3 separate regions of the Mus musculus genome follow, and all the other regions are linked to region 2. The links are chromatin loops, found by intact Hi-C in ENCODE. Cell type or tissue: heart. All regions are shown on one strand. Region 1 holds the start of Mcm5 (minichromosome maintenance complex component 5). Region 2 holds the start of Hmgxb4 (HMG box domain containing 4). Region 3 holds the start of Rasd2 (RASD family, member 2).

Region 1 (8,000 bases), 110 kb after region 2:
GTAGGTGAATTATCACCACCAGGTTCTACTGGAGTTCAGACCTCAGCTCGACTGGAGACCAGACTGTCTGTGTATAGCCCAATGCCCCACACTCTACCACTGAGCTAGATTCCCAGCCCTGTGCTAATTTTTGGAACAAGGTCTCTTATGAATTTAAAACTTATCAACTGATTAGACTGGCTGACCAGCAAGCCTTGGAGATTTGCCGTCTCCACTTTTCTAGACTGGGATTACAGGCAAATGCTGTATCCATCTTTTCTAAGTGGGTACAGAGGAACCAAAACCAGGTCTTCATGTTCGCACAGCAAACACTTTACTGAATGAGTCACCTCCCTGACTCCTTAACTTCTCCATGTGATCTATGTACGGCAAAATGATTTTGATTTAAAAAAATGGACCTGCATGGTGCCTTTACTCCCAGCACTCCAGAGGTAGAGGGCAGGGGGATCTCTGAGTTCATGGCTGACCTGGTCTACAGAGTGAGTTCCAGGATAACCAGGGTTACACAGAGAAGAGTTTGTAAATAGATCCATGTATATATATATTTTAAACTTTCTATTGATTCTTTGTGAATTTCATATTGTGTACCCCAATCCCACGCATCTCCCCATCCCTTCCTATCCAACCTGTGCCCTTGAAGAAAAAGTAAAAAAGAAAAACCCAAAAACATCTCACCATGGAAACTGCAGTATGTCACTGAGTGTCCCACAGTATAGCCTTTTGTCCACATTTCTTTACTTGCAAATGCTCATTGTAATGAGTCTGGTTTGAGGCCTCTGGCTTCTGCTGTACCATCAATACTGGATCTTCACTAGGACTTCTCTTGGATATACTGTTTGTTGCTCTGTGTCATGGAGATCCTGCAGCTTTGATTCTGCAGGACAGACCCATTCAGGAGCTCCAGCAGTTCATAGATGGACTGGATGTTGGTATAGGCTAACTCAAAAGCCCTGGATTTGGGTTTGGGCTGGTAGCTGAGTTGCTCAGCCCACCAGTTCTCCTGCACCCCTGGCCCAGGCAAGGAGTGGGACCAGTTATGCTGTGCCCAAGCCATTTGGGCCAACATTCTCACAACCACACCACGGGGACTAGCTCTCCAAGCACTGCTCTGGCTAGCTCACTCAAGTGCCACAGGATATAGGCATACATTTTTTGCAACCTACTTTTTTTTTTCCTTCAAGATAGGATTTCTCAGTATAGCTCTGGCTGTCCTAGAACTTACTTTATAGGCCAGGTTGGCCTTGAACTCAGAAATCCACCTGCCTCTGTCTCCCAAGTGTTGGGATTAAAGGCATGCGCCACTACTATCCAGCGCAACCTACTTTTAATAAGGGTTCAACCTCTCTTCTAGCCCACCACTCAGCAAAGGTAGAAGAGAAAAGTTATTAGGATATGGGAGAGGTGGACCTGTTCAGCAATAGTTCTTTGGGGTGAGCTTTGATCTTCTTGGGCAGCAGTTCAGTCCTGAAGCAAACACCAAATATGACCCAGCAGCTGTAGACCCGTCCTCTAGGCAGGCAGACACCAGGCACACATTAGGAATGAACCGGCAACTAGTCAAGTCCTTTCAGCAAGCAGACATCAAGTAGGAAGCAGCAACTGTAGCTCAATCCTGAAGAAATTGCCAGGCTCACCAACTAGCCTGAGGCAAGGCCACAGCCGTGACAAGCTGCTGCAGGAACCTCACGAGCAGGTTCTTGGATAACTTTCTTTCAATGGCAGTGTTACCACAAGTTGAGCTCAACTTGTGTAAGGTGAATGAATACATGTGTGTCTTTAGTGAAGAATAGCAAGGTGGAACAAATCAAACCAAGGCTCAGTGCTCGTCTCCCACTGTCTGTGGAGTCCTATTTATACTCCTTCATCAACTGTCCTTTTACATGACTGCTATATCCAAACATCCTTTCACCTGTGTCTGCGTCAGGAAAACAGTCTTTCACGTGTTTGCTTTGGCAAGACATTCTTTCACCTTTGTGTCCCAGCAAAACATCGTTTGATATAACCAACTATCCAAAGACCTAGAAGTTTCCACTTCAACAGCTGGCAAGGAGTTGGGCCGGCTCTCATGCCCTTGGAGCCAACTCTACCCGTGCTTCTCAGGCAAGTGGCAGGGCAAGGTCTGCCCCTGACAATAACATGGTCCCAAGAGGCAGTCCAGATCAGGGATACCTGCATGGCCTTTGGTGTTAACATGGACCATGGACACTAACACAGACCCCTATTTGCCGTATGGTCATGGACCCAGGCATGGCCCTTAGCAGCAGGATAGACTGGGACTTCACCCTGGCCTCAGAAGGCAGTGCAGGCTCCTCACATCTGGCTGTTCCTCCTCGCTTTTGCACGTCCGGTTCCGTCTCTCTTCACAGTGCTTAACTCATCCTGCTTCTCTTTCTCTCCCATCTTTCTACCACACACTTGCTCATTGTAGTGGTGCCCATGCTATGCCATATGGCAGGTGGGCCTCTGGGTTTCTATTTAAAAAAAAAAATCTTTCCAGCCAGGCTTGATGTCAAATGCCTTTAATCCTAGAGGCAGAGACAGATGGTTCTCTACGGGTTCAAGGCTATCCTGATCTGCATAGAAAGTTCCAGACCAGCCAAAGCCACTGTGAAGACCCTACTTAAAAACAACAACAACAACAACAACAAAAGTTTCTGAATCTGTACTTTCTATCCCTTTTCTCTTTGTGTGTGTGGCAGCCAGGTATCTGTACTCTCTGAGTTACCTCACCTACCTCCTTGAACCAAATTTTTGTCTTCCTCATAAATCACCTTATAATCTCATTTATAAAATCCCTTCACCAGTCTAATAAATCCCCTTTTGCAATGTTAAGAAAACCTTTTGTTAAGGAAACAACACATTCCTCTCCCCTCCTACCAGGTTAGTTTAGGGTCATTCAACTACAAAGTCCCCAAGTTGCCTGTTTAATGGATCTGAAAGACTTATGCCTTCATTCCTCTCTCCTTAAGTCTATCTATCCATTTCTTTCTTTTTTTTAAGAGTTCTTATTTTGGGGGGGTGGGTATGGGGGGCTTTTGGGATAGCATTGAAAATGTAAACGAGGAAAATACCTAATAAATAAATAAATAAATAAATAAATGCAAAAAAATTAAAAAAAAGTTATTATTTTTAAGTCCTTTATTTCTTTCTTTCCTTTCTTTTCTTTCTTTCTTTCTTTCTTTCTTTCTTTCTTTCTTTCTTTCTTTCTTTCTTTCTTCCTTCCTTCCTTCCTTCCTTCCTTCCTTCCTTCCTTCCTTTCTTTCTCCCCAGACAGGGTTTCTTTGTATTCCTGCTTTCCTGGAATTGCTCAATCTCAGCCTCTCCTCTGTAGAGCTCTGTAAAGCCTCTGCCTCCTGAGTGCTGGGATGAAAGGCATGCGCCACATCTGGCAGTTGATTTATATTTAAAGATATATGTATGTGTTTTGCCTATTTACTGCATGCATACCTGGTGCCTGTGGAAGTCAAAAGAGGGCATCAGGCTCCCTGGATGGTTGTGAGCCACCATAGAGAACTGATTGTCTACAAGAGCAGTCCCAGCAGCTCGGCATTTAATTGCCGAGCCATGTCGCCAGGACTCTGTCTTTTTTTTTTTTTTTTTTTTTTTTTTGGTTTTTCGAGACAGGGTTTCTCTGTGTAGCCCTGGATGTCCTGGAACTCACTTTGTAGACCAGGCTGGCCTCGAACTCAGAAATTCGCCTGCCTCTGCCTCCCAAGTGCTGGGATTAAAGGCGTGCACCACCATGCCCAGGCATAGGACTCTGTCTTTTGACCAGTGAATTTGCTGACTCTGCTTCACTCTGACTTTTGCTAAAATTCTGTTCAGTGCCTAAGTCCAGCATTCCATCTGTACCTGAGGGGAAGCCCCAGCCAACAATGCGGAATTACATCCCTGCTATTGGTGACAACTGTTAAGAACAGCCTCGATTTTGGTCAAGAAGCAAATAAAGCAATCTAAAATAAAATGTGTTAAACCTGTCTTGGCACACAGGGATTACCATGAAATGCTGAGAAAACCAAGTCTTAGATTCACCTGGTATTTTTTTTTAATTGCAAAAATGCTCAAACTTTATTCTCTGTAAATATATGTTTGAATGGTTGCTGCAGCAATAGGTTTCCACTTGTTCGTGTGGATGGGAGGAACTCAAAGGAAAATCTACACTAAGGTTGCTATGCTAAATCTGCCTCCCCCCCCCCCCAAGATTTCCATTTGGAATTTGGCCATGAATTTTGCATGGTTTAAGCATTGCCAAGGAATTAAAAAAGTTCTACAGTCATCATAATTATTCGTCTGAATCTGAATGAAAGAAAACATCCCTGGCTTCCTGGGCTTTGGTACTATCTGAGTAGGGGAAGGTGAGCCACCTGGTCCCAAAGCTGCGGAGACAGCACTCTGGCACCTCCTGCCGGGCTGGAGCAAGAGTACACCTCAGGCATACTGCTTTCTCACAGCAGCTCTGAAAGGGGTGGTTTTCTCATATACTTATTTTAAAGGCAGGGTTTCTTCAGCCTCCCTAGTGCTAGCAGATATGGGGGAGGGCTGATAAGTCTACTTTTTATTTATGTGTCTGTATCCAATTGCTCAGTCATTGCTCCAGTCCGTTTCCTTTTACTTAAAAAAAAAGTGTACTTATGTACAGATACATATATCTTTCTCTCTCTACATCTAACATGTACGTGGCCCATAGAGGCCAGGAGAGGACATTGGGTTCTCTGGAGCAGGAGTCACAGGCAGTTCTGAGCCCCTGACTAGGGTACTGAGAACAGAGACTGGGTCTTCTAAAAGTACAGCAAACGCTATTGACCACCGATCCATCTCTCAAGTCCCACCTTTTTACTTGGGAAAGGGGCTCCCTAAGTCACCCAGGCTGGCCTTGAACTTGCGATCCTCCTGCTTAGACTTTACGAGGAGCGGGGCTGACAGACCTGCGCCACTGGGCTAGGTTTTCTCCGAAGGCCTAAGGTTTAAACGCTCACAAAGCTCCCGAGCCTCTCCGCCATCTTTGCTCGGTTAGCTGCTAGCGCCAAGAACTTTCGCGCCAAAACGTCCAGCCTCACAAAATGGAGACCGGAAAGAGTTGACTCGTGACGTCACCAAGACGCCACAGCCAATCATCTTGGGAACCAGGCCTTGGAGGCGGGACTCAACCGGCGCAGAGCAGTCCAATAGCTATCCGCGGCGCTGAACGAACCAATAGGAGCGCAGAGACCGCGGTGGACAAACGCGGAGGCTGGTTTTTCCCGCGAAAGTCGGCTTCCTCTAGGAGGGCTGAGGTTCGTGTGGCGCGCCGCTGTGAGGTGAGGGAATTGCGGGACCCCGTCTAGGGAAGCTCCCGCCGCCCCGGGGTGCTCAGCTCTCTGTCTCCCTTGACCCAGGTACAGTCATGTCGGGCTTCGACGACCCGGGCATTTTCTACAGCGACAGCTTCGGTGGCGACCCCGGTGCGGAAGAGGGCCAGGCCCGCAAGTCGCAACTGCAGAGGCGATTCAAGGAGTTCCTGAGACAGTACCGAGTGGGCACCGATCGCACGGGCTTCACCTTCAAGTACAGGTGCGACAGTGTCCGTGAACCATTCTTACGGGGGACGCCTTTTCTTGACAGTCCCTCTTCAGGCCTAAATTTAGGATAGAGTGGTCTACAATTAGGTGTCTTTTGAGAGAGGTGGGGGCATTGGTGCCTGTGAGGACCGGGGTGCACAGGCACTGCTGCTGACGGTCCCTCAATGCACCCTTCCTGTCCCTCTGCCCCTTTGTTGACCACTAAAGAGATGAACTCAAGCGGCATTACAACCTGGGTGAATACTGGATCGAGGTGGAGATGGAGGACCTGGCCAGTTTTGACGAGGAACTGGCTGACCACTTGCATAAACAGCCGGCCGAGCACTTACAGCTGGTGAGTAGCACCCATTTCAGAGCCTCCTAAACCCGGGCCCTGCCCCATCATCACCAGCAGCTTATGCCTTTCCTCTTCTTCAGCTTGAGGAAGCTGCCAAGGAGGTGGCAGATGAGGTGACCCGGCCCCGGCCAGCTGGAGATGAGCTGCTCCAAGACATCCAGGTCATGCTCAAGTCAGATGCCAGCCCGTCGAGCATTCGGATTCTGAAGGTAGGAGTTTATTGAATGGCTAGTCAGGGTGGCATGGCCGCTGTGTGGTGCAGAAGGCGTCTGAGACAGGTAGCTTGGAGCACCAGATGTGTGACCCTGACCAAGACATTTGACTTAACTTAGTCTTTATCCTGTGTAAAATTACCTCAATGGGGTTGATGTCTTAAAGGGAAGGCAGAGTTGAGTCTTGCAGAACAACAGTGAGTTCCTATCCATCAGGGAGACTAAAAAAATAGTAAATGCCATCCATAACTGGGAGGCAGAAGTAGAAGCCTGGTGTACATGAGACCCTGTCTCGAAAAGAAAAGAACGTGGGGACAATGTGGCTATTGCTGAGAGGGTAGAGAGTTGAGGAAGAATACTTTAGAGGAAGTGTTGTTGGAGCTGAAATTGATTGATGTGTAGCCAGTCGGGTCAAAACCTTGAAGAGTGTTCCACCAGACTCAGTCTAATGAAGGATTGCAACAGGGAAACCAATGGAAATCATCTCGTAGGTGTCCTCTGGTACAAGTCATTCCTTGATTTAAGCCTGAATCATAATTAAGGCTTAAGCCCTTTAGTTTTGTTTCGTTGTTTTGTTTTTTTCCGAGACAGGGTTTCTCTGTATAGCCCTGGCTGTCCTGGAACTCACTCTGTAGACCAGGCCGGCATTGAATTCAGAAATCCGCCTGCCTCTGCCTCCCGAGTGCTGGGATTAATTGTCCTACATTCTTATCACTGGCATGCTTGTGGCCCTTTCATAGTTTAAGAGTCTTGTGCATGTGTGTGTTCTCTAATCTAGCCCAAGATGCCCCGAGTTGGAGAAATGGTAGGGAGATTGTCTCACCTGTAGACTGGTGAGGCTGGCACAGAAAGCAATGGAATGTGTGAGAATGTTTCACTGTGTATAGTGAAGATAACAGAGACTAAAAAGAAGAGGACTTGTCATCTAGCTTAATGATTAGTAGTAACAGGCCAGCCATTTTGACTTTACTGACTCCTAACAGTATATGTCCCTGAAAGGTGAGGATTTTATTTTGAAGCAGGGTTTCATTACATAGCAGCTCTGGCTGTCCGGAACTTACTATATAGACTGGTCTGGCTTTGAACTCAGATCCACCTGTCTCTGTCTCTAAAGTGATGGTATCAAAGGTGTGCACCACCACGTCTGGCACAAGGAATCATTTTTACAGCATGACTATTAATGAATGGTCTAATGAATACATTCTAAAGAGACACTTTAGCTATCAGACCACTAAACAATTGTGCCCCCTCCCCCCCGAATTTGGGATTTCCTCAGGAATCTCATTCATACCTGGGAAAGAAAAGCCTGAACCACTAGTGGAAACTCTTATCTCTAGAAATGGGTTTTACAGTAGAGAAACAGTGATGGGTCAATGGTGGGTGGGACCACACAGCTTGATCAAGCTGACTTGATAGACATACCCCTGACTCTGTTTAAACTTTGATCTAACTTTAGGATGCCTGAGGATGGGCTCAGGGGATGTGGATAAAGAGTCTACCCAATCTCTTTGCTCTTCTTCCCAGGGTGACCCTCTTGAACACGTCTCCCCCTTCTGCTTTTTACTGTGAATATTTTAATTGGCTACTTGAGGATGAGTGGCTAATCTGGCTTCTTGGTATATAGGTGTGACCCTTTGTTTGGTAACATGATCATAGTAACATCACAATTAACAGTTAGTGTTAGTATCTAGTGAGATGGAGTCGTTAAGATGGTGAACCTGAGGCTGACAGAATGTCCATAGCAGTTGGTGACAAAATTGAGCTAGCACCAGGGCCTCTGTCTTGTGTCAATTCTCTGGAACAGCACAGGAAGCTACTGTCAGGGCTGGAGTTTGGGTCTTCTGGGTTTTGTCGTAAAATATGTTTCATGTTTCCCTTGTCTCCCAGTCCCTT
Region 2 (8,000 bases):
GTAATAATGATGATGCTAGGGAGCACTCGAGTGCCTGGATTATATGTGGAAGTCAGAGGATACTTTTCAGAAGTCCATTCTTTCCTTACAGGCAGGTACCTGATAGAACATCAGGCTTGCCTTTACCCACTGAGACATCTTGCTGACCTTTTTCCAATGCTGTCGGTTTAGAAGTAAAAGTTTATCTCTATAGGCTGCCCAGGCTGGCCTCAAAGTCCTAGGCTCAAGAAATCCTCTTGCCTCAGGATCTCAAGTAGCTACAGGAATGTACCACTATACCTAGCTCTCTAAATGTCTTTTTTCTTTTCTTTTCTTTTTTTTTTTTTTTCTTTTTTGAAACAGGGTTTCTCTGTGTAGCCCTGGCTGTCCTGGAACTCATTCTGTAGACCAGGCTGGCCTCAAACTCAGAAACCCACCTGCCTCTATGTCTTTTTTCATATTCTACTTATTTTCATGTTATGTCTATGTATGCTTTGCCTGCATACAGATTTTCATACCACCTGAGTGCAGCGTCTTCAGAGGCCAGAAGAGGGAACTGGATCCTCCCTCCCCCAGGAACCAAAATTACACATATTGTGAGCTAAGGGTGGTGTTAGGAGCTAAACTCATGCCCTCTGGAAGAGCAGCCCACGTTCATAACCACTGTAGCTCTCTAGTTTTAATAACAACAATAACGATAATAATCAAATAAAAATTCATTCTCCTTTCTCAGCTTCTCAGATTGCTTTTATCTTAAGTTCAAGGTTATCCCATAGTCATTGAAGCCTCATCTGGGGCTTTTCCTCTGTACATTTCATTTAGGTGGTGTCTTTGCAGGGTCTTAAGGAGATCTCCTCTTTGGTATCTTATTGGCTGCTTATTTTATCCAGGTATCCCAGGCATTATTATAGCTTTCATTCCTAGAAATTGGATTTGTGTCTCTCTATGATATTTTGATACCTTTATTGATGAACAACTGAAATATCTCAAATTGTCATGTATTAAAGTATTAGGTTTGGTGGAGTCTTGATTTATGTCAACCCAACCAACAACTACAATCAATATGGTGAATGTATTCTTTACGTCCCATGAAGCCGAAGGAGGACTCTGTGAGGTCAGCGCTCATCTCCCACCTTCTGTTGCCAAATTCCACAGAGCCATGCTAGGATGCTCACAGCAGAGAAGCTTCACCCACATGCTTCTGAGGAGGAGCTTGTTCAGAGTGCCTCGGCCTTCTGGACTCCACCACCGATTCCCCTTCCAGCAAAGCAAGTGCCAGCAGGCACCTCATCACAAGAAGCACCGGAGTCATGTTTTAAAGAGCAGGCCTTTCCACCCTTACCTGCATCTGTACTGCTCTTCCCCAACCAACACACCACCACTCACTACAACATGGCTTTATTATTTTCTGCTGCCCTCCCAGCCAGAGTATCAGCTGCTGAGGCTCAAGTACCCTTGACTTTGTTCTCTTGTTAGTGCCCAGCACCTTGCCCAGTGCCTGCTATACCCTGTGCTTTCCATAAGGACTGTTTCAGCGAATAAATGAACGAGTGTATGTTCAGTGATCCAAGAATGATAGTACTGTGGTCAAGAACAGGCTGAGGAGCTGAAGAGATGGCTGCAGGTTAAGAGAATACTACTCTTCCAAAGGACCTGAGTTCAGTTCCCAGCATTCACACTGTACAGTTCATGACTGTCTATAGTCCATCTCCAGGAAATCTGGTGTATTCCTTTGGCTTCTATGAGCATGTGCACACACACCAACAGTTAAAGAAATAGAGGCCATGAATTTGAGAGAAATAAATGGAAAGGGTTGAAAAGAGGGAACATGATCTAATTATATTTATATATAAGAATTAATAGTAGTGCATGATTTTAATCTCAGTGTTCAGGAGGCAGAAGCAGGAGGATTTCTGTGAATTTCAGGCAAGCCTTGTCTACATAATGAGTTCCAGGACAGCCAGGGCTGCTTCCTCCACCCATCCCTCCCGCCAAAACTGCCTACCTCCTGTGACTTTGACAAAGCAAAACAGAAGAGAAATTCCTCCCTAGAGCAGATGAAGGCTGGGTCTTTTCAGTGAGGAGGGCACCAGCTTCTGGTTGCCCTGATGGAGTGAGCACTGTTCACACAGAAGGCTATTATATACTTACACTATGCTACAAAAACAGAGTCTTTATATTAAACCAGGCTCTGGAAATTGTAAATGCTATTGATTTATTGAGTTCTCCTCAATAAATCAGAAGAAACTGTTTTCTCCTGTTTCTTAGAGAAAGAGTAACTTATTTATTTCCATTTTGTGTGTTTTTAGGGGACATTCCTGTGGCAGTCAAACTTGCATGAATCAGTTCTCTCTTTCCACCATGTAAATTTCCGGTGTCAAACACATACCCAGAGATTTGGTGTAAAATATTTTAACCCACTGAACCAATTCACCAGTCCTCTTAACACTTAAACAAAAATTGGTGTGAGCGGTGTAATAATTTGGTGAGAAAACAGCTTGTCTTACAAGTGTATGGTCTTCCACTTCACCTGGGCTACTCTCCAGATGTAAATGCTAAATTACAAATAAATACGGCTATTAACCCTTATCGCTCTGAGTCCGGCAAAGAACAGATTGTCTTGAAATAAACAGCATAACATTCTGTCTTAAATACAAAAGATTTAGGGGTAAAAGGAGAACAAGAAGGGCTACTATTAGGTGACCAGAAAGGACCGAGATTGCGGAGAAGGACCCATGAGTTCCTAAAAGAGAATACAAAGCTAATTGTCTAATTTTAAGTCTGTCATGAAATTTTCGAGGTTTGTATAAGCACGTGGTAGATAAGTACATAAAATTGTAACTGACAGTGAACGTATAAAATCCAAAGCCAAGCTCCATTGCTTCAGAACGACTGTTCTAATTGCATAGAAGTTTACGGAGCTGTAAAGACTTTGGGTTGGGGCAGGTGTTTGGCTACATTAATCTAATTGCCTGATATTTTTTATTCGCAATTTCTTTACAGAAAGATATTTTTATTGAAGAATAAACAGGAGACTTTTGAAATTATTTGTTTAGACCGAGAAGAGATTTCTAGACTAAACCTGCAACGGAGGAGTGTATTCTCAAACGGTACCGCGACCGCGCTCAACAAGCAGGTTTATTCGATGCGCTCGACGCTCTTTCGCCGGCGCGGTAGCCCCGCTGCAGTAGGAGTCTGCGCTCTGGGCTCGACTGAGGCGCCCTTGTTGCTCGCGCTTTTCTCTCCTTCTCCAAGATGGCGGCCGTCGGCGGCGCTGAGGCGGGATCCGAGCGAGCCGAGTGAAGGTAGCGGCGAGCGGAGCCCCCACCAGACCCGTCCGGACCCCCACCCCGGGGCGGCAACGGCCCCGCCCGGCCTCCGCCCACCGCTCCGGCCCCCCGACACCGTCCGGGAGGCGCTTCAGGCCCGCCGCGGCCTAGCTCGGGGGCCAAGCCGGGAACTGGAGTAGCGGCTGCAGCCGCCCCGGGGAAGGGGCTCGAGCGGGCCGCAGGAGGAAGGCGGCGGGAGCTGTTCAAACGGGGAAGGCGGGAAAGCTGCGGGGCCGGGAGGGGGCGTGCGGCCGCCCCAGGGACCCGCGGCCCGCGCCGCCCCTCCCCCTGCGCCGCTGTCTGGGCGCTCCGGGGCGCCGGAGGCCGACGGGACGTGGGAACACGGGTCGGGCGGAGCGCGGCATGGGAGCCGGGGCGCGGGCTACCTGGGGCTGTCAGGAAGAGAGGTCCCGGGCCGGCGGGCGGGAGGGCTGGGCGCGCGGTGAGCGGCGAGCGGGAGAGGATGCCCGGAGCTTCCTGCGCTGCGCAGAGCTTTGTTGAACTAGCGGTTGCAGCAGACCTGCCGAGGTTATCACAGCGGGGACCCCGGGAACGGTGGTCTTGGGGACTGTATGGATAAACGATCTCGTATTGTGTGTGTTCTTTGCGTGCGACTCAGTTTGAACATGCCTTCTTAATTGGAGTCATCTCCATACAGGCCCATTTCCCCCTCCACAACCACTACTTGTAGGTTCACTTTAGTTTATATCATATAGCAGACAAGATATGTCTACCACCCACCCACCCCACCCTTGTTTCCAGTACTGGCTGATTCTATACCCTCGTAGCAAAATACATTTTTAAAAACTGCATCCAAAGTAAAGCCTGTTGATTATGGCTTGTCAAAATTTGGATCGCTGAACTCGTGGAACCGAGTATGTTATCAGCCAATCTGTGCAGTGGTCGTGGTTCCAGTTAGCATTGCAGTGAGAAGATTCAGTGCGCCTTTCTGGCTATGGAGATCTCTGCAAGTTGCGAAGCTGGCAGGGGCTGGAGTGCTGCATAGGTGGGTCCTTGGAAAAGGGTGTGGCAAGAACTCCAACAGATCCAAGAAGGAAGGAAACCCACTGAAGTAAGAATTCACCTGTGCTATCCTAGAAGTAGCAACAAAATATCAGAATCTGCCAACAGCTGGATGTGTTTCTTCCTTTGACTGCATGGACTGGCAATCTAAGTTCCTAAAAACAGCCTTGGAGGAAACTCCCGTCTGGAGGAGACAGACCTTCCTTGCCCAGTTTACTGGGTGGATTTTCTTTCTTTTTCAATTCTCCGATCTGTTCTGGGATGATGATAACGATTAGCGATTGCTGGAACTGAGATTACCTCCAAAAACTTAGTTTCTGAAACTTTTTTTATAGTTAACGCTTTGAATTTCCAAAATAACAAAATTCTACCTTTGAAGATTTTAACTTTTTTCATAATTACTTGTTATCCCAAAAGCCTGTGCTGAAGTTTTATTTTCAAGTGGAATTAACAGCCTGCTTCTCCTTTCTTATACCCTGAAGAAAAGCCTTGGAAGAGCCGAGCCACGGTGTTCACGTTTTCTAAGCATTCGCTATCTATAATGGCATAAACAGTATTAAACAATGAATGAGCTTTTCTATGCTGTCATGTTTTTGCACACTAAGACAAACACTAACTGTAAGATTATCCTGCCCCAAGAAGTTGACAGCATAGAATTTTGTAAACTCCAAAATTATGGAATTCAAGAGAATGGGTTTTAGCACCTGTTTTGTGTTTGCTAACATTTGATGTAGTTGTTTTCTGATGTGAAAATCAAACCTAAATTTTTGATCTTCATTAACTCTCCCAATTTACTTTCTACCCCTGAGCCCTCAATTTAATTTGAGACATAGTGTTCATCTAATCTTGTATGAATGCTCCTGAACTCTGCTTTCTTTCACACTGCTGCTTGAGACCTTTTCCCCCTCCCTGGTACTGTCTTTTTCTTGTGAGGCAGCCACCATTTAGGGCCCATCAGTCTGCCCATCCTGGGAATATTCCATAGTATTTCTCAGGTTCTGGGCTGCCCTACATATTGGACTTGTGTTCAGGGTTCACTCACTTTTCCTACAAGCATCTAGTCTTTGTTTGTTTGTTTGTTTGTTTGTTTGTTTTTAAGATTTATTTATTATATGTAAGTACACTGTAGCTGTCTTCAGACACACCAGAAGAGGGTGTCAGATCTCATTATGGATGGTTGTGAGCCACCATGTGGTTGCTGGGATTTGAACTCAGGACCTTCAGAAGAGGAATCAGTGCTCTTAACCACTGAGACATCTCACCAGTCCCTGGTCTTTATTTTAAGAAAGTTCTGGTAGTAGCAGGCGTAGTCCTAATACAGAAAGCCAGCACGTCTGTGTTGACCTGCCTTCAGGAGCATTCCCTAATTTTATGTTTCCAAACCTTTTTAAAATGTACTAATTTTTCACAGCAGTCAAGAAATAACTTTTCACACCTAGTAAAAAGTTCAGCTGGCTTCCAACCCAATAAGACATTGCCTAATTGTATCTTATATTACTTGTAATGTTCTCAAGGGGGAAAGCTGTTTATGAGTCTCTGGCCTGCCATTACTTATGTTTAAAAGTGTATTGGTGTTTGACCAGTGACTGATGGATGTATTATGAGACTAAATAAGGATGTGGTTGGACTGGGGAGGAGCGGGGCATTATTTCTCAGGAATTCTATGCCAAAATTCATCAGGTACGAAAAGCCTGAAACTTCAATCTAAAGTTATTTTACTTAGTGTCAGCTTGTGAAAGCCAAGATCACCTGTATGGCTTTCTAATAAACTCATCATTTTTGAACTAGTGAGAATATTGCCATTGTTTTGTTTGAGAGATTCTCTCTAGCCCTGGAATTCATTATGTAGATCAGGCTGGCCTTGAATTCACAAGATAGCCACTTGTCGATGCCTTCCAAGTGCTGGAATTAAAGGTGTGTGCCACTTGGCAAAATTGTTGTCTTTAAATGAGTGCATATCATTTTCAGTGGCCCACCTTCACTCCCTTTTAAGTTAATATCGAGGGGTTGGAAGTGAAGAACAGTTTCTATTTAAGAAAGTGTAGTAATTAAACACTAAAACAGGAAAAAATGGCCATGTATATCTTGTCACCTTACATTCTTACATGAGGCCTGACCCTACATTTTCTTCATTTCATGAGAAAAGCCCTGTGAGCAACCAGCATGCCAGCTCTTTAAACAATTGGCTTCATGTAGATTTACTTCCCTCCAGCTTCCCTTACCTTGAACAAATTCCTTCATTTCACATTTTGTAATTCTCAGACTTTGAAAATCATAACAGTGCTTTTCTTTGTATTGTCAACTTTGGCCTACCTGTGCATTGTATTTATGTGGCTTTTAAAGAAACATTTGTTGTTTTGTTTTGAGACAGGGTCTCACTTGGGAGCCCTGGCTGGCCTGGAACTCATGTAGAGCAGACTGGCCTGAGATTTACAGAGAACCACATGCCCCTGACATGCTGACTCCTGTGTGCTGGGACTAAGGGTATTCACCAGCAAGCCTCACTAAATTAAAACTCTTAACCATTAAGTCATGAAAATTTCCCGTTAATCAGCTCGTGTTTTCTTTCCCACAAACTCTGTGCTTCTGTTTTCTCCACACCTATCTGAAGGGCGGAATAATGTTACAGAACTGACCTTCAGTCATCCTAAAGTCATTTATTATAGTGAAGGTTAAATTAAATTACCAATTAGATTAACTTCTAAGCACTTGACTGAATGAGAACATTTTCAAATTAGTTATTTCAGATATCCTGCAAAGCAGTGAGTTCTAGGCCAGTCAGAGCTGCTACATAGTAAGACCTTGTCTCAAAAAAGAAAAACTATGCAAATATTTTCTGTCCTTAAGGTGCTTTAAGGATTTACTTTAGAGTGCAATTTATAACTTTATCACCTTCAAAGTCAATCCAGACATTTGAACTTGAATGCTACAAAAGCTTTAAATCAGTGGTTCTCAGCCTTCCTAATGCTATGACGCCCTTTAATGCAGTTGCTCATGTGGCAGTGACACCCAACTATAAAACTATTTTGGTTGCTCCTTTATAACTGTAATTTTGCTACTGTTACGACTGAATATCTGCGTTTTCTGATGGTCTTGGGCAACCCCTGTGAAAGGATTGTTTGACACCCCTGCCTCCAAAGGGATTGCCTGACCTACAGATCGAGAGCCACTGCTTTAAACAATAAAATATTTAGAACTATGTAAGGTGATGAACATTTCTTTAATTCCAGTGTTCAGGAGGCAGCTGTAGGTAGATTTCTGTAAACTCTAGAGCTCTCTGGTCTATAAAGTGAGTTTTAGGCCAGCCAGGGTTATGTAAGGAGACCCTGTCTCAAAAGACAAAACCCAATACTTAGAACTTTTAAATTAGAGTACTTCTAAATTAATTTTTAAAAACCTTAAAATTATAAATTTTATCACCAGTGGATAAATATTTCTTTCTTACTATCCTTTAAAAAGGGCTTGTTAGTGTTGGAAATTTCCATATAGCCAACACATTTGAGAAGTATGCCCGTATTAGTGGTTAATTTAAATAAATTCATAAAGCCCAATAGAATGAAAAGCTTTAAATTATTAGTATCTGTGTGTGTGCTGTTTAACTTACAAGCTCAGCAGACTCATCAGTAGGACTTTGTGGTCTTCCACTATTGGTGTACTCTGTCCTCCTCT
Region 3 (8,000 bases), 220 kb after region 2:
GAGGCCTTTTTCTGCCTTGTGCAGAAGTTACAGAGAGGCCGGAAAACATCTACATTGAGTGTAGTGGGATTCATTCATGAAGACCAAGATAGGGCCCAGATGCATGTGGTCCACCTTGCTTGCTGGACAGAGGAGGAAGCTGCTGGCTGTCTACTTATTCAGCTATTCCTGCATGCTTCCAAAAAACATATACCCTCTGCTCTCAAGATGAGGTGTGTGTCAGATCCTCATCTGTGTGGACAGTGACTCCAGATACCAGGCATTCTGACAGCAAGCTTAGGAGAACAATGCACACTGTCCCCAAGTGTTTCAGGGACAAGTGACTGGGGTTCTGATGGTAAAGGTGTGCCCCAAAGTAAGGGAAGTCATAAACAGAGCTCCTCAGCACAGAGGGGAGGAAACACTGTTCCCTATCAGGAGTCCTCCATGCAAAAGCCAGGTGCAGAGATCCCACAAGTCTCTGGAACTACAGATCAGTAGCACAGGCAACAGGCAGCATACAGGGTAGGAAGTGACGACTAGGGAGGTTAAATAGCTGACTCAAGGGGTACACAGCAATGTTGTCTTGCTGGGATCCTGATGAGTTGGAGTTTGTAGGGACCATGAGACTCATGGGGGCTGGAAAGGTTCACTATGCAGTCAGTTGGAATAGAAGGGAGGGTGCATGGCTTTCCTGTTGCTTCCTGGTGCAGGGCATTCCTCTGCCATTTGTCCTCCACTCTGGGAATGTGTGAAGGACCTACAAGGCTGCACAGCCAGTCCACCAGTCATTGCTCTTTGTACTGACATCTGACCCAGAACTGTGATCACCAATTTATCTACCTTTGCCCAAGTTCAAAACTGCTTCATATGCCTAGCCAGGAGGAATGGCTGTCCATATGGCTGTCCAGCAAGAAGACTGTGCCCTCAGTGGGAAGGAGCACTGTGCTGGGAGTCAGCTCTGCTCTCAGAAGTTAGCTCTCAGCAGGTGATGAACTGGGTTAAACTACAAACAAGGTCTTTGCACAACAAGAAGGCTGGGCTGAGTGGCCTCCAAGGCATTGTGGTTCTGCCCGACCAGAGGTTCTCAGTCTGGAACATATATCCAAGACCTCAGGAGGGCAGGTACCTCACAGTAGGCAGGTGTATGGGACTGGATTCTTCATCTCCAGCAATGCCCAACTGGTCCAGGTTTCTGCATCTTAAGAAAGGCTGCTCCAGCAAACCTGGCTGTGCTGGCTATGTGCTGGGATCATTGGGGGATTTGTCCAATGCCAGAACAGTTAAATTAGCTGTGGAGCTGTGTGTGCATGTGTGTGTGTGTGTGTGTGTGTGTGTGTGTGTGTGTGTGTGTGTGTATGTGTGTGTGTGTGTGAGTTGGAGATGAGGCATGTGTCCAAAATGTAGAAAGATACTTAGTTTATAAGGAAGTCAGACTGGTGCAGACCATTCTATGGTTTATTCTAATCCAATCCCATGAAGTCACTACTATTTTAACACCTACTCCAGAGGTTTAAAGAATCTGGTATCACCAGGTGTGGTGGTGCAGCCATTGGTTCAAGAATTCAGGAAGCAGAGGCAGGCATCTCTCTGTGAGTTCTAGGCCAGCTAGGACTTCATAGAGAGACACTGTCTTAAAACAAACAAACAAACAAACAAACAAACAAACAAACAAACAAACCTAAAGACTCTTCCAAACCCCCTCTCTGCTCAAGAAAAGGTCAGATGTTGATGGGGATGGGGTTAAGAGGACCAGGAGGTTCAGACCATCGGAAATACTGGAAGAAAGCAGTGTGGGTGAAACCCTTTGGGAGTGTGCTTTGAAGGATGTGTAGTGTTCAACCTTGGGAAAGTGTTATAGTGATGGTGGGGACCCATGCACACAAAGCTTGCAATAGTGACACCCTGCTTCTTTTTAGGAACATGGGAGTAATGAGATTTGTCTTGTGGGTCAGGTGGAGAGGCTTAGATTTAATATCTCAGGTAATGAGGAGCTCTGGAAAAATCCTTGAGCAAGGGTGGAGTTTTAAGAAAAGGTTTTAGCATGGCCCACAGAATGAATTAAGCAGGACTCATAGGGGCTCACAGATACTGGAGTGACAAGTCAGGAGTTGGCAGTAGGTCCTCTGCATACATGCTGGGGTTGTTTAGCGTGGGACCCTAACAATAGGAGTGGGGTGTCTCTGACTTATGTCTGCTCTTGTGACTTTCCCTCCTACTGGGTAGTCTTGCCCAACCTGGATATGACAGTTTGTGCCTAGTTTTATTGCATCTTGTTATGTCATGCTTGGTTATATCACTGGGAAGCCTGCTCTTTTCTCAAGGGAAATGGAGGAACAGTAGATTGGGGGGGGGGGGAAGAGGAGTGATGCGGAGGGGGGTAGAGAGGTTTGGTGGGAGGTGAGACTGTATTTGGAATGTATTGTATGAGAGAAGAATAAATAAATTTAAAGTGTGTATGTGTTAAAAAGAAGTTTTAGGTTCAGGGAAGAGAGGGAGCCTTAGGGAGTACAAAGGAGGAGGAGGCTTCAACACGTGGTCCATCCGGAGAGACCTGAGTGTAGGGAAGGGGACGAACTTGGGTACATGTTGGTGGGCTCCATGAAGTGTTCCTGGATGTGGAAGATTTCTGTGCACCTGCCTGGTAGCTGAGCTAATTTTTTTTTTTTTTTTTAAACCAGGCTGAAGCAGGGTCAGGTGGGTCCCCAGGGCCAGGCAACAACATGTGCATTGCCAGCCCAATGTGGATCTGGATCTGGTCACTGGGGTGTGACCCACTCATCGAGGAGGACTTGGCTGAAAGCCCAAGGATTGGGTTCCTGTGCCAGCTCAGAGCTGGCCACCTGCCACACTCCCAAGTGGAGGGTGGAAAGTTGCTTGGTGGCCTGAGTCCTCCCAGCTGCAGCCTTCCAGCTGAGGCACCCTGCTCTGGCTGCCTCCTGCTGCCAAGCTCACAGGCTCTGTGCGTCAGGCCCAGTGCAAACTCTCCGGGCTAAAGCTAGTTCCTAGAAGTCAAGTCTGGTTTGGGAAAGGGCACAGGACTAGGATTTTGCCATTTGTTTGCTACTGGTGACCTTGGGCAAGTCTCTTAGCTACATTGAAGCCTAGACTTAGGCCTTAAACCCCGGCCCAAGGGGACCGGCAAACCACCTCTTCCTGGCCCCTCCCCCATCCCGATGCATCTTCTCTCATATAGTATTCCTGGAGGATGTCAAGATACTTTAATGTTTGATGAGCAACCCATTTCCTGTGTTTTAAGCCCAAGGCCATGTTAACGATTTTGTTACTCAATGGACTTGGCAGTATTGATGCTCATTCAAAAATAACCCAAGCATGGACCAGAGACTTCCACAACTGGTCCAGGGAGGAACATTTGGGTGGTGAGCGACAGAACTGGAGCACAGAGCTCTCACCCAGGCTTTCCTGCCTATGACACACACAGCTCCCAGAGAAGGCTGTCCCACAAAGGAGACATTCCCTATGCGCAGGACCAGGAATTGAAGGGAACACAGCACCTACTTCTTTCTGGTCCACCTAAAGGAGTCCGTAGAAAAATGTCTGCTTTGGGCGAAAGAACTTCCACCCCTTCCAAGCCTCGCCCGCACATCTCCCTGGATAAAGGCAGGCTCCAGCTGCAGTTCAGAGGCCTTGCTTTGTTTTCGGGCTTGTTTTATACTAACCTTCTATTTATGGCCTGGGACACAGGCTTCCCATGTAAGGCAATGACATTAATGAGACTGAAAAATGTGTTGGGGGTAGCGGGTCTTGGATTAAAGAAAACATTAAGAAATATGTGGCCCGTGGAAGCAAGAACGCCTGATGTCTGGCTTGGTTCAAAGCGCTCCCTAGGATAGCACGCTCTGGCTCTGTCAGGGACGGGAAGACTAGGTCCCACCAAGCCAGAGGAGGTCTCTCCATAGAGTTCACTCTGAGCTGCTTCCATTACCCAAGGTGATTCAGGGCCCCTCGTGGCTGCACGTGTGCCGCCCATGTGCTCCGCAGGCCAAGCGTTCGCAATGGAAGCCGCGGCCTGGACCGGGCTCCCGGCGAACGTAGGTGGGCATCGGAGGGGGTGGAGGTTCGCTCAGGGCGAGGTTGGGAGGTCAGGAGCGGGTTCCCACAGTTTGGGCTGGCTTGCGGGCGAGTGCGTGCTCAGTGTCAGCCTCCCAGGCCCGTGCCTTACGGTCTTCCGGTCACGGTGCGCGTGGCCGAAGCCTCGGGATAGCCCTCCTCCCCCGCGGCCCCAGCCCCACGCGCCCGGGCACGCGTAGCCGCAGATTGCCGCGGCTCCTAGACTGGGGTGGGGCGGAGGCGGGACCTGGCCGCGGGACCCGCCGCTGATTGGCTGCTCATGGCGGGGGCGGGGTGCAGGCGGCAGAGCCCAGGCGGCGGCGCTGGGCAGGTGGGCTCGGGACGTAGCGCGCGCCAGGGCCCGAGGTAGGCGTAGGTTGCGCATCTGGAGCCCGAGCTTGAGCCACCGGGAGAGCACGAGGGAGGAACCCACCCTAAGAAACTTCTCCTCGCTTGGGGAGAGGAGGCACAGTGCGGAGCGACGTGGGCTTCAGGCGAAGTTGGAGCTGCTGAGCTTCGGGGCGGCGTTCGAGGCCCCCTCCCACTTGCGCGCTGAGCGCAGCTAGCGGCGTCGGGCGAGGAGCAAGCGGCGGTCCTTTCCGCGAGGGTCGGCTGCCCGACTGAGGGCAGCCGGGAAGGACGGCCCGGCGCACAAACCCCTCTACCCTGCACGCGGCCACCCGCTTTGCGTCCAGAGAAGGAGGTAACGTAAGCTGCCAGGCGGGTTCGTAGGCCGATCGTCACCCCCAAAAGTCCTCCTGAGTCTCCGGGGTTCGCTTCTATATCCCCGGAGTCGTGCCCCTTCCCCTTCAGCGCGGAGCTCCAGGCGGGGGCACCCCGTACTGGACGTCCCCAAACCTTCGAGCACCTGGCTCAACCGGAGTCCCCCCTGTCGGGGCAGGGCAGGGCCGCCGGCGGCGAGCCGGAGCCAGCCCAGCGCCCCAGCCCCGCCGAGCCCTCGGAGCCCACCCATGGGTCATCATCCCCTGATCCGCGGGCCTCCTCGCCCTGTCGCGCTCAGCCCAGCTCCGGGCGCCGCGCGCAGGAGGATCCGTACGCAGTGACCCTGGAGCCCCCGCAGACGCCGGGAGACTCAGCGGTCGGAGCGGCAGGCGGCTCCCCGCACCTCCAGGAGCTTCCAGGGAGCCCTCCAAGCCGTGCTCGGGGTCCGTCCCGCTGTTCTCAGGTAAGGGAGACATCCCAATAGAACAGGAGAGGTAGCTAGGTGGAGTGGGGCAGCCGGCTCAGTAGAGGGACGCAAGCTCGGTGACGCTGGCATTTTATGACAAAGGAAACTTAAACTGTACCCTCTACGTGCTGAGATGCTTTATACACGTAGAGCATTAAGCTCACTAGATGCCTAGCCTACTACCTCTGGTGGTCTTTAGCCCCTTACATAGCGTAGGAAAGTGGATTTATTGAGCTCTTGTGTGCTCCGTTTGTCCCTGGGAGCTTTCTTTTAGACCAAGAGACAGTCCACTTTAAAAGGAGGAAACTGAGACTCAAGAGGAAGAGGCAGTTACCCTCCCTAGATAAAACCTCAAGCAAGAATGATCAGGGGTCCTTTAACCTATCCTAGCGTCCCTTGAGCTTTGGAGCATTTCCTGCAATGTTTCCTTGCTACCATGGTTTCCTGAACTCAAGTGGCCAGTGTGTGGGGCCTCTGAGCCACACTCTCTTGCCCACCTCTGCCACCAGTCCACGAAGGATGAGGAAGGGTATTGGATTGTCCTGGACCTCCTGGAAGCTAGACTAGGGTCTGGAGCAACGACCGGCTTTGGACTCTCTGATTCAGGTTCCTCCTAAGCCTCAGAGGGACAAAAAAGAGTCCCTGCAAGTCGTCCACGGGGCTGGGAGCAGCCGGGTGGCTCATGACTACTCAGAGAGACTGCCCAAAGAAAAGAGTCTTGTATTGGAAAGGTTTCTGGGTACCTGACCGTGTTGCGTTTGTTTCTACCCAACGTTTAACAGAGAGGTGAGCTGAGTGCACAAACCAGATCACTCAGAGGTTCTGTGCTGACACAGCTGATCATCCAGAAACAGATGCCCCCTGTTCTCTGCCCTCCTGACATCCCCAGGATGGGAAGGGTGGCTTTGTAAAGCTCCTGAGACTCCCCAGAGCCTAGGGGAGGAGTCAGGACTACAGCGTGTCAGTCCTAAGAGGCTTGGGATGTGCACACAGGTGTGGCAGGTAGTGTAGTGAACCTGGCTCTGGGGTGCACCCAAGGAACTCATCCTGACCAATCTGTACCTGTTCAGCTCCCATCAAGCACTGGGGCAGACACAAGGGTGAATGGCCCACAGTTGCACTGCTTGTGAGCTGCTGGCAGGGTATGCAGAGTCCTGGGCAGGATGCCACCCCAGCTGCCTAGAGGGAGAGAGGAAACAGGACTATAACATGGATCACAGAGTCATTCCCTGTCCAGTGCCAACTGGGGCTCCACTGAGTCAGAGCTATTAGGAGAAGACTAGTTGAAGCCACTAGAGGGGTGGGAGTGGTGTTTTGAAGAGGTGAGATTGGACTCGGGCAGCCACTCAACTTTCCTGAGAACTAGAGTCCCCATCTGTTCCTGCAGAGCGTCTCATAAGAATAAGGCAGCCCCAGCATGACATGCCTAGGGATGATGGGCACTATTTCTGGGGACAGCCCCACTTCTATCTTTGAGGTACCTTCCAGCACTCTGCTTACATCCAGGTCCCTCTTCATACATTCAGTTCCCCACTTCTCTCTAGACCACCAAGGTTGGCTGCTGGGAAGGAGGGCCTGCCCCATGCTGTCTGTCCTGCACTCTGGGGGGCCACCTCCCACCATACACATGCTTTTCTGTCCAGGTCACTGTGGCTGTGTCAGCCGCCCACTGGCAGTTCTTACATGTGGTGGAGGTCTGGTCCTAAAACCCTGATGTCCCCACTGAATGCATACCTGTGAGTCTGTGCTTTGGGGTTGCACTGCTGTGCATACAGAAGGTACTCAATAACTGATCCCTGACATGAGAGACATTGCAGATGCTTCTGCAGGCTTCAGGCTTATTCAACCCTTTCATTCCCCTGCCCCAAACCCCACTCTGGCATTTAGGATTTGTCTTTGCCCACTGTGGAGTTAGCCAGCTGAGGAGCAGAGTGAGATGGGCAGGTGGCAGGGGAGACTCTGCCTACAGGGCTTTAGGGCTTCCCTCAGTCTCCTGTGGAGGTGGAGCCACAGATGCTCTGTCACCTGGCTTCCAGGTATCTGGGTGCCTCACACTGCCCCACGTGGCTGAAGCCATGTGAAAAGACTAGGTCTGTCAGCAGAGAAAGCCATAGGTTCTCCTCGCCTGTCTCCACCCCTCTCTGATCCTCCGGCTCTTATTTCTAACTCCATGCCGCACCCCCTCCCTCCGTGAGTCTTCTGTTTTCTCTCTTCCTTCATTCCTGTCTCTCCCTTCCTCCTCTCTCTGATTCCCTGCTGCCCTCTGACTCTGCCTTGTTTCTCTGACTCTCTCCTTTCATTCATTGTGTCTTGGGAGGCCTGGCTAGAAGCTGGGACAAGGAGACATCCCTGGGGTCTGCTGGCTCACTCCTTGTCTTCCATCTAATGAGAGGCTCAGCAGCCCTCCTCCCTGCAGAAGGACTGGGTGGGCGAAACTAAGCCATAGGTCTCCGGTGGTTTCTTCTCAGCACAGCAGCAGGAGCCAGACAGGTAGACTGGGTGAAGGGAGAAGTCCTCATAGCCAGAGCAGGTTGAGAGCAGGCTAGTGAGAAGTTTGGGTGAGCCTGATGCCTGCAGAAGTATCTGCAATGTCTCTCATGTCAGGGATCAGTTATTGAGCACCTTCTGTATGCACAGCAGTGCAACCTCAAAGCACAGACTCACAGGTCAGTTCAGTGGGGGACATCAGGGTTTTAGGACCGGAACTCCACCACATGTAAGAACTGCCAGTGGGCGGCTGACATAGCCACAGTGACCTGGA

Evidence for each region. Hi-C counts contacts between places; a loop is a spot of excess contacts. Peaks named below come from ENCODE experiments on the same cell type or tissue, not always from the same donor. Only the 100,000 strongest peaks of a DNase experiment are listed, where the experiment ranks them.
Region 1: a loop joins it to region 2, with 5 times the contacts of the local background. A loop is called at or near these places in 7 of 42 quality-filtered maps.
Region 3: a loop joins it to region 2, with 2.8 times the contacts of the local background. A loop is called at or near these places in 3 of 42 quality-filtered maps.

What each region holds. Positions count from the first base shown.
Region 1 is chr8:75,104,325-75,112,324 of GRCm38, forward strand. Mcm5 (minichromosome maintenance complex component 5) reads left to right here and starts at 5,185. Exons shown (of 17, transcript NM_008566.3): 1 at 5,185-5,297; 2 at 5,376-5,550; 3 at 5,766-5,892; 4 at 5,976-6,104. The coding sequence starts at 5,384. In heart, a CTCF peak has its summit at 4,410; DNase peaks (open chromatin) are centred at 4,407 and 5,107; H3K4me3 peaks cover 2,892 bases; H3K27ac peaks cover 2,482 bases.
Region 2 is chr8:74,990,466-74,998,465 of GRCm38, forward strand. It overlaps Hmgxb4 (HMG box domain containing 4), which reads left to right and starts at 3,185. Exons shown (of 11, transcript NM_178017.2): 1 at 3,185-3,284. In heart, no CTCF peak of the experiment used is centred here; DNase peaks (open chromatin) are centred at 3,216 and 3,566; H3K4me3 peaks cover 2,038 bases; H3K27ac peaks cover 1,856 bases.
Region 3 is chr8:75,208,843-75,216,842 of GRCm38, forward strand. Rasd2 (RASD family, member 2) reads left to right here and starts at 5,102. Exons shown (of 3, transcript NM_029182.1): 1 at 5,102-5,236. In heart, no CTCF peak of the experiment used is centred here; DNase peaks (open chromatin) are centred at 2,809, 4,299, 5,069 and 6,409; H3K4me3 peaks cover 1,627 bases; H3K27ac peaks cover 1,014 bases; H3K27me3 peaks cover 6,810 bases.